Regions from separate parts of the Homo sapiens genome. Here region 2 is linked to region 1. A link is a loop called in an ENCODE intact Hi-C map of the cell type or tissue named here. Cell type or tissue: PC-3. All regions are shown on one strand. Links, peaks and the distances in the headings refer to the core of each region. The heading gives the core; the rest is flanking DNA.

Evidence for each region. Peaks named below come from ENCODE experiments on the same cell type or tissue, not always from the same donor. Only the 100,000 strongest peaks of a DNase experiment are listed, where the experiment ranks them.
Region 2: a loop joins it to region 1, with 6 times the contacts of the local background. A loop is called at or near these places in 2 of 110 quality-filtered maps.

Annotation. Positions count from the first base shown.
Region 1 is chr2:151,040,539-151,045,842 of GRCh38, forward strand. LOC105373686 (a long non-coding RNA gene) reads right to left here. Exons shown (of 4, transcript XR_002959484.1): 4 at 3,298-3,335. Among named protein-coding and RNA genes, the nearest start is that of RBM43, 220 kb to the right of the region's middle. In PC-3, for the core only: no CTCF peak of the experiment used is centred there; a DNase peak (open chromatin) is centred at 3,133; H3K27ac peaks cover 2,054 bases.
Region 2 is chr2:150,641,953-150,647,256 of GRCh38, forward strand. No RefSeq gene overlaps it. Among named protein-coding and RNA genes, the nearest start is that of LINC02612, 16 kb to the left of the region's middle. In PC-3, for the core only: no CTCF peak of the experiment used is centred there; a DNase peak (open chromatin) is centred at 2,519; H3K4me3 peaks cover 339 bases; H3K27ac peaks cover 2,161 bases.

The DNA of each region.
Region 1 (5,304 bases), core at 191-5,190:
AACTTCATTGAGTTTACTCCACTTAATTGAATGTTATCTTAGCATCAATTTGCCCATTTTAGACTCCTTTCTAAGTGGCTCCCCAACTAGATCACAAGTTTCTTGAGGGCAAAGCCCTGGCAAATTTCTCTGCCCCTCGATAACAATCTTTGATAAGTACACAGTAGTGTACAGTAAACACCAAAAGAATGAAACAAAAAATCAGTTCTGATGTGGAATCAGCAGCCACTTCTGCCTAGGGCATCTGTATAAACCGTCCATTGCTGGGACAGCAGCTTCAATATATGGTATTTACCCTGGTCTCCCTGTCTTCTGAAAAGTCTCTTCTAGCCCAATGGATGCCTATCAGACTGCACTCTTCTTTCTGTGCTTCAGTAGGCCCTTGAAGTTCTCTTTTTTGTTGACCCTCTTGAGCCTTTAGGGGGTCCTGTTGTTTGTCAATCATTTTTCACACACTATAGTCCTATGGAACTTTGCTGTTTTAGCTATCCCAGAGATTCTCAAACTTGAGCAAGCGTAACAATCCCCAGGGCCCACACTTAGATATTCTGCTCTGGAAGAGAATCAGGAATCTACAGTTGTAATCAGCCCCACCAGGTAATTTCTGATACAGGTGGCCCAGGAATCACCCTTTAAGAAACACTGACTCTGTCAAAGGAATTATGAAAATAGGATCTTAATCTAATGATTGACTATTATGATTCCTAGGAGCTAGAATCTCGAGTGTGCTTTGTCTCTTGGGGTCCTAGAATCACTGCTACTATTCCCAGAATTAGGTTATCAACCAAAGAGATTTCTGAAAGAAAACACTAGAAACAAGCCCTGATTGAGTCAGAAAGCTGTCCATGTATATTGATACCAAACTGAGAGGGAGTGAAGCCAGAAAGCCAATGGGAAAGCAACCATTTTAAGAGAATGAGGTCAGACGACAAATGTCACGTCACAGTGAAGGGATGTCACAGTTCTTAACAGTGCAAGAGGCCAGTGAATTACCCATGTGGTTTGCTTTGACTGAAGCCATAAGTTCCTCTCTGTGGCCATGTCATCATTAACTTAAAGCAGCAATAGTCTTTGCTTGCCAGAGCTTATATGTAGTGTGAGGGAGATTCTTAAGCAAAATTGTGAAATAATTTAGGGTGATCTCCTGCACATTTCCCTTTCTCAGTTATCTTTATTCCTATTTTGTTGTACAAGCTTCCACTTATCCACTTAACAAGGTATTTGAGGGCCTCAGATTTTCTTTCCTCTCCTCCACCTGAACCTACTTTCCAAAAAGCATGTGTACAGTTAAGGCTAAAGAATTTATACAGCTAAAAACATTATGTCTCCCACAATTACTTATATCTTCATATGAATACATTATATTTATTTATGCCTAGTTACGTAATTGCAAATTGTCAGCCAATCATGGGGAATATATTTTTTCAAGCAATGGGAATTTATAGTACTTCTTGGCACAGATATAAGACTGTCTCGTTGCACAAATTTCACAAGACAATTGAACCATCAAGGCCTAGAAGTCATTCACAGAGAAGCCATGGACAAGGTCGGTTGCATGATTTATTCTGTAGGTATCCTCTCCCCTTAGTTCCCATAGTACCCAAGTTTGCATTTATCTAGTATTTTTCACACCATTTGTGCTGATCATTTATGTTTCTGTTTCTCCCCTTCCCCCACCAGACTCCGTCTCCCAGGTTCAAGTGACTCTCATGCCTCAGCCTCCCAAGTAGCTGGGATTACAGGCATAAACCACCACACTGGACAAATTTTTGCTTTTTTGGTTTTTTTTTTTTTTTGAGATAGAGTTTCTACTGCCCAGGCTGGAGTGCAGTGGCACAATCTCGGCTCACTTCAACCTCCACCTCCCCAGTTCAAGTGACTCTCATGCCTCAGCCTCCCAAGTAGCTGGGATTACAGGCATAAACCACCACGCTGGACTAATTTTTGTATGTTTAGTAGAGATAGGGTTTCACCATGTTGGCCAGGCTGGTCTCAAACTCCTGGCCTCAAGTGACCCACCAACCCCGGCCTCCCAAAGAGCTGAGATTACAGGTATGAGACGCTGTGCCTGGCCAGAAACCAAGTCTTTCTTAATCATCACCATTCGGGTACATAACTAGTACTCAAAAAGATACATGCTGAAAAATTGAACTCAAGTGACACATATATAAGATCCAAGAAAGAAAAAGAAAGGAAATTTACCTTCCCTGCCTCTATAATTCAGATTACCTTACCCACCCACCTCCAACAATATCTCATGGCATGAGCAAATGAGTGGTAACCATGGTTATGTAAGAAAAATGAAAAGGAAGGGGAAAGAACTAAAATGATATAGACATACTAAAAATTTAGAATAATTTGCCTCTAATAGGTATAAAAATTTGTAACATTGAGGTTACATAGTTGTTGAGTTTTTTTTACCTTTTCATATTTTTTAAAAATGTACGCTAGTTACCATGATAAATTGGTAACTATGGAGTTAATAATAAAGTGATGAAAAGGCTGTGGCATGGCTTTTTGCAGAGACTGCATTATTGCACACCCATCTTTGACAAGGCAATTTCCCCACAATAACTGTAGTCTCACTGTATAATTATCTCAACCACTGATATTTCTCTAGAACTATAAGAAAGCCAACTGCTACGTAAACAGGCCTGCTTGTTCACTGCAGATGGACCAGTCTATCTGTAAAAGCAAGTACTCTAAAAGAACACTCCATGAATGCAAATGAGTTGGTTCTTGGTCCCTTCAGATCAATGCTTTTCTTAATCCAAGCTTTGATTTCTTGTTGCTCCTTTGGTTTAAATCAGATAATGTAAGGATTGGAACTAAAGTAAAATAATAAAAATCATAAGTATTTTATTATTATGTTACTTGTGGTGTTATCATTTTGTCAGAGCTATGAAACTACCTTCATTTTAAGTCATGTGTTCTACAGTTTACCCCTCAGATAGGGCTTAAACTATTAGTATAGATAGAGAAGGAATATAAAGGGTTGCTGTGGTTTGGATGTAGTATGCCCCTGCCGAAACTCACGTTGAAATTTGATTCCTAAATGTAGCAGCATTGGGAGGTAGGGCCTAGTGGGAGGTGAGTCATAGGGGCAGATTTCTCATGAATAAATTAATGTCATCTCACAGGAATGAGTTTTCACTCTCACGGAACTAGATTGGTTACCACAAGAGCAGGTTGTTCCTCCTCGTGTTTGCTTTATTTATACACCCACTCACCTTTCCATGTCTCTACCATGTCTTGACACAGTACGTGGCCCTCACCAGATGCTGAGCAAATGCCAGTGCCATGATCTTGGACTTTCCAGTCATCAGAATTGTGAGCTTAAAAACAAAAACAAAAACAAAAACAAAAACAAAAACAAACCCTTTTCTTCATAAATTACCCAGCCTCTTGTATTCTGTTATAGCATCACGAAATAGACTAAAACAGGAGTAAAGGATATATATGTAGATGATGTTTTTCTCTCTTTGACTGATGTAGAAATTTACTAGATCCATATGAGACTAGAGTATATATATACATATATGTGTATATATATGTATGTATCTATATATGTACATATAGAGAGTATATGTACACATATATGTATATATATACTCTAAATTAAATAGATATACTTATATAACATTTATAGTATCTACATGCTATAAAATGCATCCATTTTAAGTGTACAATTCAATTACTTTTAATAAATTTACAGAGTTCTGCAACCATTACCAAAATCCAGTTTGAGAACATTAGATTCCTCTGAAAAGCTCCCTCATGTTCATTTGCAGTCACCACCCTGCTGTTTCTACTCCCAGTGGCAGGCAAACACTAATCTGCTTTCTGTCTCTGTAGGTTTGCCTTTCTGGACATATCATCTATGGAATGTTCATTGAATCATACAATATGTGCTCTTTTGCATATGGCTTTTTTCACTTAAAATTTATCCATGTTGTAACAGGCATCAGTTACCTATACTTTTTGTTGTTGCTAAATAGTATTCAATTATAGTTATATATCATTTTTTAATCCATTAGCAAGTTGGTGGGTATTTAGATTATTTCCCACTTTTGTCAATGGTGAATAATGCTGCCATGAACATTTGCATACAAATCTTTGTGTAGATACATGCTTTCATCTCTCTTGGGTAGATTCCTAGCAATGGAATTGCTGGGTCACATAGTAAATTTAAATTTTTGAAAAACTGACAAACTGTTTTCCAAAGCAGTTCCCCCATTTTAAATTCACACCAGCAATACATGAAAATTTCAGTTTCTCCATATCCTCACCAACACTTGTTATTGTCTTTTTTATTATAGCCATTCTAGTGGATGTGAAATGATATCCCACTGAAATTTAATTTGCATTTCCCTAATGGCTAAAGATTTTGAACATCTTTTCATGTGCTTATTAGCAATTCTTGTATCTTCTTTTGTTCATTGGTTTTTGTTTGGTTGGTTGTTTGTTTGTTTGTTTGTTTTTATTTTTTTGAGATGCAGTTTTGCTCTTGTTGCCCAGGCTGGAGTACAATGGCACGATCTCAGGTCACTGCAACCTCCACCTCCCAGGTTCAAGCAATTCTTCTGCCTCAGCCTCCCTTGTAGCTGGGATTACAGGCGCCCGCAACCACGACCAGCTAATTTTTTGTATTTTTATCGAGACAAGGTTTCACTATGTTGGCCAGGCTGGTCTCGAACTCCTGACCTCAGGCGATCCACCTGCCTCAGCCTCCCAAAGTGTTGGGATTACCGGCGTGAGCCACTGCACCTGACTCATTGGCTTTTTTAACATAAAGTTTTTAACATTGAATTTTAGAAGTACAAAAATATTTTATAATTGTATGGCCTAACCGCTTTATCTTAGAAGTAAGAGAAATAAAGACTAGAGATACAAACAATTTTGCTCAAGGCACAAGAGCAAACTGATGGTAAATTGGCATTTTAATTTCCTAACTCTGAATTGAGTTAAATTCAAACTCACTTCCCTGGCAGTAATTAACTTATTCTCTAATATAGTTATTAGTGAAAAGAAACTAATGAAAAGCCAAAAATTGTAGATTCCTTGGGAACAAGAATCATGTGTTCCTCATCTCTGTGACCGTCTTTGCACCTACCATAGTCCCTTATCCATTGTCAGCACTTAAGGAATGTCTGCTTAAATGAAAAGACATCAATGAAGCCTCAGTCCAGTCAGAATTATGTAACAGTCAAGTGCAATGATAGTCCTTGACTATATCGAGTATACTCTGGGTTTCATATCATTATATAGCCTTCAAAAAATTGTTTTAATTACTGTGGACACCAA
Region 2 (5,304 bases), core at 191-5,190, 400 kb before region 1:
AGTAGCCAGTTCCTAAGCTAGTTATTACTAGGATCCCTATATACATTTAGACTAGAGACAACTGAACAAGTATTACCAAATCTGTGACAAACAAGAAGTAACTCAGCTTGATGATAAGCTATGATTAACAAAAATCATTTCAACTACCTTCATCTTGATGTATCATAACTGAATGCATTAAAAACAATACACAACATTGAACCATAATTGCATTGCAGTTCTTTGAAGTGTGATCTCTCGGGTTCCTGATTTCATGCTCCTCCATGTAAAATGCTTCTAGACGGCATAATGTATTCTTTACCACAGTTTTCCTTTTGATGATTCAGTGCAAACTATAGCAAATATATTCAAAAGATTATAGGAGCTTGTTTGATAAAGGCAATCAGGTCCTAAATGTTTTTGAAATGAAATAATCCTATTAACTTGACTCAAAAGATTTTTTTTTAAAGATAGGTTGATGAACAAGATAGAAACTTGCAAGTTCCTAAGGCCATTGGGAAAAGTATTTCCATGGTTCTCCTAGCAAGGAAAAAAGGAAGATATATGTACTCAACATCATCTTTGATAATTCCATTCTATTTGCTTCTTCAACTGTATCGTAAAGATTCCTACAATATTCCTGGGACAACAAAAAGAAGCCCTCCTAATCAAAGAATGTTGGGAAACATGGAACTAAAATAGCTAGAGTTAAGAGAGCTGTATTGCAGAAGAATCTTCAGGGCCCTTAAGATGTTGATATTCTTTGTTAATCTCTAAGAGAGAATATTGTTTGTTGCTTTCTGAAACCAGAATTTATTTTCCAAAAAATAGAAATACTTCTGAACATTGCATGGATTTTGAGAACAACAATCTTGGATAGGCTGCCCCATGGAATTCATTTGTCTTAACTACACTGACTTCATGTCTTTCCCCTAAGACTAGAAAAATATTAGGTTTTCGTTCATCTCTTCTAAGATTTAATTCATCTCTTCTAAGGTAGCATGTCAGGCCTGACATGCTACCTATGGTCTTCTTCAAGTTATCCTTTTAATTTATGCTTCTTTACCTTTTTCTTCATATGAAAATGTTTAGGATTGCTTCATACAAAAATGCCAGTATTGTCACTGTACTGGTTCAGTTGTTTATGCATATATTTTATTGCCCATTTTATTTGTATGTACTAGTAGACTTTAATTTTATGTTTCTTGTTAAACCATCAATACCTTCAGATTACTAAAACATATTCTCTATTTTCGGTGTAATTACCCTCCATCCTCCCCCAGCACACACACCGTCTAGAATGGTTCTCTGCCCAGCGTCGATCCTGGAAGATGTAGCTGCCTGACCTTATCTAAGAGTAATGTGCCGTTGCTGTGTGGGATGCATGAGTATGAGTTTACATGCATGTTTGTGGATGGTGACTGCCTCCAAGGGCAACACCTAAAGCAGGACAGAATCAATATTCAGCAGAGTCATTTCTTTGGCAGCTGAAATGAACCTGAAGGAATCTTGCTGTCACCAATACATTCTTGAACGCCTGCAACTGTAAATTCACCCACCCACCTGAACACGCTCAAGGGAAATAATTTTCTCAGCTTTGGAATGCATCCCCCTCACAGTGGGTCAGATAAAAAGCCTCGAAGCAGTAACCGATGAGTAATGAGAGACTGTGAGAGTTGAGTCCAAGTGATATTTGCGGGAACCTTCATTAGTCAGGGTGTAATGACAGGATTGAGGCTTAAGTGCTGCTCTTGAATATTCACCTTCTGCTACTTCATATATCCTTCCTCTGTCTTGTCATCAAAAGACAATAAATTCCTTTTATTTGAGGGGCTAGAGAATGGGATGCTTTGGTTCATGCAATATTCTGGTTCCTGAGTACCGTCCCAATAGTTTAATAGTTAATTCTCATTAGCAATCGTTCTGCATTTTACTGGAAGGCTTTGGAAATAGTTATCTGGATGAATCAAGGATATTCAAGGTCTTGCAATGACAGGGGCATCATCAGGAAATTTCCATGCAAAGTACTGCACATACAAAAAACAAGCTAAAACTGTTCTGACCATAACACACACCTTAGATGTTGTTGATTTGGAAACAAACCTTATTTCCATTATTTCCATTGTCCATGTCACCCACAAAAATGAACCATGAATTAATTTTTTTCTATGCCATTTAGTTGATGTTTCTTTTTCTATGCCATTTAGTTGCTTGGTAGTAAAAAAACAGAGTTTATTCTCTATTAAGCAGTTTTCTGTGACAATAATGAGCCTATCATTGCATTTTAATTTTCAATTGAAGTGTTCTCATCAAAGAAGCAGGCTGTTGTCCAAAATGAGAAATTGCTGACCCTTTCTGGGCTTCTCTCCACTGGAAGTAGGCCCCTCCAAACATGGACACAGCTCAACCCCACTTAGTTCCTCAGAGCAGATGAGGTCATATCCTGGTGCCGTGGCGCTCTGCTCTGTACAGTCCCAATAATCTGACCATTGCTTGTGTGAAAAGTAATGCTCAGAATTTTAGATTGTACAGCTAGCTAACAGAGGAGGGTACTGTCTGTGTGGGGAACACTACGTGATTCATATTTTCTTTGAAAAATTAGAGTCATATTTCTCTGGTGTGTCAACAGTGATGACTGAAAGCAGATTGCAGATTCTTTGTACTAAACTAGAGGGAAAAAGTTGAGAGAGAGAGTGCACAGGACAGCAAATGAGACTTCTCTTCAAGCAGAGAGGACTATATTCCTAGCAAATATACCTAAATCAAGTGCATAGTCCTTGGAATGTAATAGTGTAAACTCATGATGTGAGAGAGGCCATAGTAAGAGGAAAATGTGAACAGAAATAATTATTCTTGGCTAGCTAGGAACAGAAATGAACTGAGGGCATTGAGGACATCTGAATGTTTGTGTGAGGCAAGAAAACAAGGACACACATTGAGAGAACAGTCAGGAAGAGGAAGATACTGTTCCCGAAATAATTTGGTGCTGGGACTTCAGTGCTATACTAAGACTCTCTTGTCTTCTCTTTCCTTCCTCTGTTGTCATACTGCTTTGATCCCAGCAGCATCTCTTCAAAGATGCAAGACCTAGTTTATCCCCCTGCCAAACATATATTACACCTGCCAAAATCAGACGTGAGAATATGAACCCTATCTTCAAAACAGTTTCTCTATATTTGTTAAAAATACCTGATTCTACAGTCCTCCAAGGGAGGTGGGTGGTGGGTGGTAGGTGGCCGGTGGCCGTCATTCTCTAAAGAAAAGAGAAGCTTGGGGAGGATGTTGTAAGAAGGAAGGAAAGTGATCCATCCTCTTCCTCTTTAGGAAAATAGCTCTGTAGATGATCTCACATCTCACTGATTCCCATAGTGTAGGGCCCTCATGGTCACCTGATAATTCCTTCAGGCACCGAATCACGTACTTCACTCCCTTGCTGACCTTGTCTTCCTACCAGGCTTCTGGAAGCTTCAATAGATGTGTCTCCCAGTCCCCACCTCATCAGTGATTTGCCCTCAAACCAAGGCTAGGACAGAATCTAGGGGCATTCCAGGGAAACAAGATCCACTCAATCCTGCATCAAGAAGCACATGTTAGGAGAAAGAGAGATTAACTATTCCTTCTGGAGCTACACAGAATTCCAGTCATTCCAATGGAGAACTACAAGATGCATTAAGCTACTGCTGCCCCACTCCTAGACAATGTGCACTTTCTCTAAGAAGACACATCTAGCTCTCCAAAAATGGCCCAATATGTGCAATCAGAATCTCAGGGGAGAGGCTACAGAACTGAGAGAATGGATGAGGCTGATTGTAGAAGTTGCAACTAGGGTGGTGAATTTGGGGGCACTATATATAGCATTAATTTCTACGAATTGAATCAAATGCAATTTTCCATGCTGAGGCCTGTTATTTAAAAAAGAAAAAGCATGAATGGATGACTGGATGCCCCAGCGCATCAGTAGCAGAGCTGTTCTTACTGAAACCATGAAATACTCTATTAAATGAAGTTAGAGAGAATATCCAGCAAGGTTCCTCCATTGCTTTTCAGGAAGCATTACAAAATGGCAGGGGTGGGAGTCATTCCAAATTATAGACTATCAGGCTGACAGCCCTAGCATCATGGGCTCACAAAGACCTCATTGAATGTGACAGTCTGGAAATCTAGGTGGCATAATGAGGCACATAAGCAGTATTTTCAAGGGTGCTAGCAGCTATTTCATACCTCTTTTCCCCCAAAGGCATGTAAGCTTCCCAAAATCATCTGTCTATTTTCATATATTTTCTTTTTCTTCATTGTTCTTCCCCCTATATCTAATGTACTGACATACAGTGAGTTGTGCCAGATTTCAAATATATACATCCCTTCAGGAAATAAAAGATACTCAGACTTCTTGACCATTTGAATTAAAAGTGAACAACTTGCTAGAGGATATATGATCACAATAATTGTTTTCTAAAGATAGTCTCATGTAAGATTTCTGGCTTGCTTTATTCAGGAATTGTATTCTGTTTGAAATCATCAACGTTGTCTTGCATCAACATTTTAAAATTCTTTTAATTAAAATAACAAATCATCAAGGTTTATATATGACAACTACCTATGATATTTATTATTTTAGAGATGGGCAATATAGAATGAGATTGACATTATAAATAACAAGGATGGTGTGGACTGGACTGGGATTATATAATTGAGGTGTCCCAGTTTTCTGCAGAGGTTGATCTCAATTATACATGGAATGAAGTATCTGGATTTACAGTTTCCATGATGCACATTTAGGAAAACATTATAGCTTAAATGTAGAAAACTTTATGTACAGATATGCAATGTATAAGGAACAGATAAGCCGTGAAGTTAACCTTTTTATTTTATAGACAATCTTTCAAGCATATTTAACCATACAGTTTTGGTGTTCAATGAATGAGTTTCACTTGTAACATGATACTACATGAGACTGTAACTATCATTATTTTTTCCAAATAAAGCCTTTACTCATCTAAGCAACCATGGTGGAGCAACCACACAGCCATTTTCAACTACCACGAGAGCTGGTAGTTGAAACAGACCCATGCTCCATCTGGCATTCTATGTATTCCCATACTTTGTGGGGGGAAAAGCAAGACTTAGTACAATTTCGAATTTGTAGATCTGAGTCGATGATCCATTTCCTGACCTTTTCAGCAGCAAGTCCTCAGAAATATTTCAGTATTTTCAGCTATGAAATTTTCAGCTATGAATATTTCAGCCCTTTCTCATGGAGTTCTGGCTATGAGTATCTTTCTGAGAGATGTCTGATTTATTGAATTTCTTCCTCTCCTCTTTTTC